2 separate regions of the Homo sapiens genome follow, and region 2 is linked to region 1. A link is a contact called in ENCODE Hi-C or POLR2A ChIA-PET data. All regions are on one chromosome and are shown on one strand. Each heading gives the region's core, a stretch centred on a gene start or an enhancer-like site at or near the end of the contact. The rest is flanking DNA. Distances are from core to core; before and after follow the strand shown. Region 1 holds the start of PDCD6-DT (PDCD6 divergent transcript). Region 2 holds the start of MED10 (mediator complex subunit 10).

The links. Hi-C counts contacts between places; a loop is a spot of excess contacts on that map. ChIA-PET counts read pairs that join two places held with the same protein, here RNA polymerase II (POLR2A). Pooled maps may share reads with other maps.
Region 2: a pooled map shows a loop between it and region 1 (31-fold over the local background). The contact joins the promoter of MED10 here to the promoter of PDCD6-DT in region 1. A Hi-C loop is called at or near these places in 1 of 37 single-sample maps with no recorded cell type and 4 of 50 pooled maps. POLR2A ChIA-PET finds 5 or more read pairs at or near these places in 1 of 52 experiments (activated CD4-positive, alpha-beta T cell).

The regions. Positions count from the first base shown.
Region 1 is chr5:270,274-273,380 of GRCh38, forward strand. PDCD6-DT (PDCD6 divergent transcript) reads right to left here and starts at 1,251. Exons shown (of 2, transcript NR_104613.1): 1 at 1,072-1,251. It overlaps PDCD6 (programmed cell death 6), which reads left to right and starts at 1,373. Exons shown (of 6, transcript NM_013232.4): 1 at 1,373-1,548; 2 at 2,438-2,499. The coding sequence starts at 1,448. It overlaps PDCD6-AHRR (PDCD6-AHRR readthrough (NMD candidate)), which reads left to right and starts at 1,373. Exons shown (of 13, transcript NR_165163.2): 1 at 1,373-1,548; 2 at 2,438-2,499. RefSeq lists enhancers at 1-414, 1,076-1,165 and a silencer at 1,456-1,665.
Region 2 is chr5:6,377,279-6,380,499 of GRCh38, forward strand. It overlaps MED10 (mediator complex subunit 10), which reads right to left and starts at 1,269. Exons shown (of 4, transcript NM_032286.3): 1 at 1,084-1,269. The coding sequence starts at 1,205. RefSeq lists enhancers at 1,004-1,213, 1,504-1,723.

The DNA of each region.
Region 1 (3,107 bases), core at 1-2,500:
GAAATAACCCCATGAAATAATGAGAATAATTGTAGTATTCTGAACCGGGGCACAGGACACAGGACCGGGGTGGAAGGCGGCACGAGACTACGCGCGTGGGAAAGACCCAGGGATCACAGTGGCCCAAAGCTGGGCACTTCCCAATTCCGGGATTTGTGCTACAGGCACTCCAGGCTCCACCTTAGAACTGTGTCCAGCACGAAGGCAGTGCTGTCTTGCGGGAGGCAGGGCTGCACCACCACCGGGGTGTGAAGGGGCCCAGCAGGCAGGGGTGTGAAGGGGCCCAGCAGTGTTTCCAGCTGCACGGGGTCAGGGGCCGCGCTGATGCAGAGCACGGGGGCGCAGGTTAAACCTAAAGGAGGGAAGCTTTTGGGGGCGGAACAGACAACCGAGAATGCTGCACACTGCCTTTCCCACCCGAATTGTGTTTTGACTTTTTTTTTTTTTTTTTTTTGAGACAGAGTTTTGCACTTGTTGCCCAGGCCTGGAGTGCAATGGCCCGATCTCGGATCACTGCAACCTCCTCCTCCCGGTTTCAAGCAATTCTCCTGCCTCAGCCTCCCGAGTAGCTGGGATTACAGGTGTGCACCATCACGCCCGGTTAGTTTTGTATTTTTAGTAGATACGGGGTGTCTCCCAATTGGCCAAGGCTGGTCTCGAACTCCCGACTTCAGGTAATCCACTGGCCTTGGCCTCCCAAAGTGCTGGGATTACAGGCGTGAGCCACCGCGCCCGGCCTGCTTTTGCTTTCTTTTTTTTTTTTTTTTTTTTGGCAGAGTCTCGCTGTCCACCCCTGTAGTGCAGTGAGCTCGGCTCCCTGCGGCCTTGACCTCCCGGGCTCAGGCAATCCTCCCGCCTCAGCCCACGGAGTAGATGGGACCACAGGAGCCCACCACGCCCGACTACTTTTTGTAATTTTTGTAGGGATGGGGTCTATCCATGCTGCCCAGGCTGGTCCGAACTGCTGGGCTCAAGAGCTCCGCCCGCCTCCGCCTCCCAAAGGGCAGGGATCACAGGTGTGAGCTACCGCGCCCCGCCCAGAGTTTCCGACTGTTAGCAAATCACATTCACCTCAAAACTATTTATACAAGAACTGAAAGGCAAACTAAGTCCGTGCTCCATCACTTCCTGTCCCAGGTCGCGGGGCCGGACATTTTCTCCAAGCGCTTTCCTGGCACAGCGCGCAGGCGGCCTGCGCCAAAGCTCTGGCTTCCTCCAGGCGCCCAGACCCCGCCCTCCCCGCAGGCGCCAGGGCGTTGCCTGGCAACTTAGCTGCGAGGGGATTGGCTGCGCGGGACCCCGTGACCATCCCGGAGACCACGCATTTCCTGCGCCCCCGGAAGTGGTGATAATGCCAGGCCCTGCCCCCGGCAGAGGCGGAAGCGGAGTCGGCCTGAGAGGTCTCTCGTCGCTGCAGGCGCCTCAGCCCAGCCGCGTGCCTTGGCCCATGGCCGCCTACTCTTACCGCCCCGGCCCTGGGGCCGGCCCTGGGCCTGCTGCAGGCGCGGCGCTGCCGGACCAGAGCTTCCTGTGGAACGTTTTCCAGAGGTGCGGCCTGGCACCGCCCGGGCACCTCCCGCCTCCGCCGCGGCGGCCCCGACCCCTGTCCCGACTCCCCCGACCAACCCCGTTCCCTGCCGGTTCTACTGCGGCCTCCTCCGTCCCCTGTCGGGTCCCCCGCGGCCCCCTCCCGTCCCCTGCCGCCGCCCCCGACCCCTGCCCCAGCCGACGCGGCCGCCCCCGTCCCCTGGCGGGTCCCCCGCGGTCTCCCCCGTCCGCTGCCCGGTCTCCTGGGGCCGCCCCTGCCTCCTGCCCGGTCCCTGTCCTGTGCGTCGGGCCCTTCCCAAGATGCAGAGTGCGCCACTGCAGACCCGAGGTCGCGGCCACCGGCTCCTGGGCTAGGCCCTTTTTCTCGCCTCAAGAGCCGCCAGGTGGAGGGTCTCCAGGGTGCTTGTTTGGGGAAAGCGGAAACAGACTGCCTGGGCGCTGTTAAAATGTCAGCAGCCAAGGAAGAAGCAGCGACCTGGCGTCTGCTCGGGCCAGGTGACCTTTATGGCGGCGCCTTCTGTCCCTGGTCGCTTTTCCACCGAATGTCCGAAACTGTAGTGACTGATGGCCAGGGAATGGCTTAGTTATCTGAGGGAATCTTGTCTTGTCTGTGAAAAAGGGAAACGGGTGCAAATGGGAATTCAGACAGGCCAGGAGAGGAAGGAAGGGAAGGATTGAGGTGAAGATGATTGTCCTCTTAGGGGAAGACCACACTGGACGTCGGCTCCTGGGGCACTTCCTTGATTCCGCTGTACTCCTCAGCGGGACGGGAGAGGCGGAGGTTCCAGGAGGGAGCCTTCCAGAGTCGGTGCAGGGTTGACAGAAGACGTTTGTTTTGCTTTTCCTGAACTTTCGATCGCCAGCTTATTTGGTCTTCTTGATGTTATAGGGTCGATAAAGACAGGAGTGGAGTGATATCAGACACCGAGCTTCAGCAAGCTCTCTCCAACGGTGAGTGGGCCAGTGGGAACTGGGTCTCCGGACCAAGAAGCCGCGAGCCTGCCCTGTTCACAGTGGATAACTTTCTGAAGTTGTTTTTCCAAGGACAAAGGAATCATTAGGACAAATTGTTATTACTGCTTCGTAGTGGAGATGCTTCTGGTTTATTTTGTGGCTACCGCTGTTACTGCTTGGAGTGCCTCACCGAGCCAGCTAACAACTGCGTGCGTGAGCACAGGGAAAGGCTTCTTGAGAAATGAAAACTAGATTGTAGGTTTAGGAGGGGAATAGGAAGCTTAGCTCTGTACAGCCGAAAGCCTTTTGGTAAGTTGGAGGTCCTTGAATTTCCTGGGTGACTGCATCTTGGTGACTTCTCTGAATAGACCTTCGAGGGCACTGGGGGGTGATTGTTGGAGGGCTTGGGGAGCTCAGGCAGCCCTTGTATGGGAATGTGGCTGTTACAGGAACTGCAGAAACTGGGACTGGGTTCCTGGGGAAAGGATTGGGGGTGTTGGAGGCGCTGGCCAGGGGATTATGGGGAGGTGTTCTTATCAGTGTGCGAATACTGGGCGTTCAGGCAGCGGGAAATCCGGGTCCTTGCGTGTTGTGAGCTCCCTGGA
Region 2 (3,221 bases), core at 19-2,518, 6.1 Mb after region 1:
GGTTAATTTCGCTTGACAGCATAAGCACCACCCACAGAGCTACCCAGCCAACCGGGGCTCCACGCAAGTTCGTTCTCCTCACAGCTATGCGGGTTACACACGGTTCTGACCTCTTTGGTTAGCTACAGGATTCCTAGGACACCGTTAGAGTTACAAAATACCCTTAAATATTTGTTACTTTCCTTCTCAACTAGAAATTGCCAGTAAGGGGGATGGAGAGGGAACCTGATGAAAAATATGAACCTTCTCTCAAAAACAATTACCTGACTGTGCATATGACTGTGTGTGCGGTTTCAGCGAACACATGAGGCAGCGGACTATACTCAAAGTCTGAGGGAAAGAAAGCCATACTGTCTGGTTTAGCTTCCTCTCCTCTCTGGAGCCTTCCTACAGCATCAGGCTGGTCTGGCTATTCCCACAGCACTAGGTATGGAACCTCGAGTGCAACATTTTCTATGTCCGTGCCACATATAAAGCCCTTCTCGAAAGTGCTGTACTTGCATTTGCCTTTTCTCCAACCCAGGGCCTAGCAACATGGGCAGCACAAGGCTGTTGCCAAGAAATAATAATAATAAACGTTCTGCAACCTTTCTCAGCACCACCTCCCCGCTATTTCCTCCACTGTCAGGCCTATGCGGCAGGTGGCTTCGGAGCCTCACCTTCTGAGGCCTAGTTTAGGGCGTGCACTCACTGTGGAGCCTGCCTCCCCTCTGGAGACAGGGACTGAATTCCCAGAAGGGCTCCAGGAGGAAAAGGCTGGGAGGGGGTTACACATGAGAGGGGAGACGCTAGAAGAGAAAGCATGATTCCCTTGATAGGGAAACGTAAAGTATATCATCTGGCCATGACGACGTCTCCAAAGGGGCCTCAAAGAGGTTGGCTCTTGGCAACAGGCTGGAGCGCGGGCCCCGCCCTCTGAACACAGCCAGGAAAGGCGCCCCGGGCTCCGGGACCAGACCAGAGGGCTGGCGGGGCACGAGTAGCGGTCAGGCTCGGCTCGGGCTCCCTAGATCCCCGCTCCCCTAGCACACGCTTCCCGGCCAGGCCCTGGGGAGACCCCGGCAGCCTCGGGCCGCCACTCACAGCTTTTGGTTGAGCCCGGCCTGGCTGCTGGGCTGGAAGTCACTGACGATGATGCCGAGCTGCCGAATGTTCTCCACGAACTTCTCCAGGTGCTCCTCTAGGTGGTCAAACTTCTCCGCCATCGCCTCGGCCCGTCCCCGACCCACACAGCCTCAACCAGCAGCGCCGCAGGCGTGGCCCTACGCTCCCGCTTCCTGCTTCCGTCCGGACAGATACGACTTCCGTTTCCTCTGGGGGAGCGCGGGCGAGCTCTTGGGGGCGGAGCCTCGTTATCGGGACGGGCGTGTTGGGGCGGGGCCTAAGTGCGGGGCAGGGCGGGCTTTCGGGGATGCGGTCTGGATTCTGGAGGAGGCCTCGGCGCGCAGCTGGGCGAGTACTAACTGTTTGCACTCTCATCAGACCTGCCTCGGTCATGGGAGAAGTTGAAGACTTTCTGCAATGCAGCATCTTCAAGCAATACACACATGGATGAAAATCCTAAAGTTTGCATGAAGGACCAATAACGGTAGTTTCCCTGCCCCTCTACCAGAACCCCTGGGATCAGCGCCTGCCTGCCTCCTTTCTTCTATGTAATCGGCGGCCACCTCCCCTAGCTCTTGCTGCTAACCATGCTTCCCGGACACCTGCTGCCTTCGTAGGTCAGGGTCTCACCTCCTCGGGCCAATTCTGACCAAACAGCACCCTGTGGGGTTGCCCTGTCTTAGTAAACTGCTGTTTATCTCATTGAAATTCAGTTTAGGTCATTTCACTCTTATGTTTAAGAAACTTTTCTGCCCGATCTCCTATGATAGCGGATATCTCCTCTAGCCTGTTTGAATTTCTCAAGTGATTTATTTTACTGAATATATTTGTGGCCTGTACTTTTCAGTGCCTAGAAACAGGCAAAGTGAGGGAGCTCCTTTGCTAGATGATCTTCAGAGCCTCTCCCAGCTGTGACCAGAAATGGAAAGCCAGAGAAGGTAAGTGACTTGCCAAACTTATGGAATCAGGGCACTCCAGTTGGTGGGCTGGGCTGATAAACAGAAATGTTACATAAAATACTTCTCTCCTGATTTAACAACAATTAACTTTAGGGAATTATAAAACAAGATGGAGGCTGGGCGTGGTGGCTCAGGCCTGTAATCCCAGAACTTTGGAAGGCCAAGGCAGGTGGATTACCTGAGGTGAGGAGTTCGAGACCGACCTGACCAATATGGAGAAACCCTGTCTCTACTAAAAATACAAAAATTAGTCAGACATGGTGGTGTGCGCCTGTAGTCCCAGCTACTTGGGAGGCTGAGACAGGAGAATTGCTTGAACCCAGGAGGCAGAGGTTGCAGTAAGCCGAGATCATGCCACTGCACTCCAGCCTGGGCAACAGAGCAAGACTCAAAAAAAAAAAAAAAAGGTGGAAATAAAATATTAGACAAATAAAAAATTTTAAGTTATTAGGTAGAGGTAGCGACATGGAGTGAACGGCCTTTCTCAATTTCATAAGTAAGAAAGATAGATAATTGATGGAACTTAGGCTTTGGTAAGTATTTATTTTAAAAATTTAAGGGTATCTCTTTGCTAGTATATATAATTCCCAAACTAGTAGACAGGGGGAAGGGAATAAAGAAAACACAATCAACTCAATAGAAGGCAAGAAAAGAAGAGAATAAAGAAGCAAAGAACAAGCATGGAAAATAAAACTCACAACGTAAAGTGCAAAAATTAAAGGCACACGACTCAACAGCAAAAAAGCAAAAGAAGAAATTTATAAATGGGCAAAGGACCTGAACAGATACTTCTCAAAAGAAGACATAAAAATGACCAGCAAAAATGCTCAGCATCACATATCATCAGGGAAATACAAATTAAAAGCATAATGAGATGTCACCTTACACTGTTAGAAGGGCTATAATCAAAAAGACCAAAGACAATGGGTGTGGGTGAAAATGTGGAGGAAAGGGAACCCTTGTACACTGTTGATGGGAATGTAAATTAGTGCAGCCTTTATGGAAAATAGAATGGAAGTTTCCCAAAACTCTAAAAACAGAATTACCATATGATCCAGCAGTCCTACTTCTGAGTATATACTGTGAACCCTGAATATCTGAGACAGTTCTCAGTTAATTTAGAAAGTTTATTTTGCCAAGGTTGAAGACACACACTCA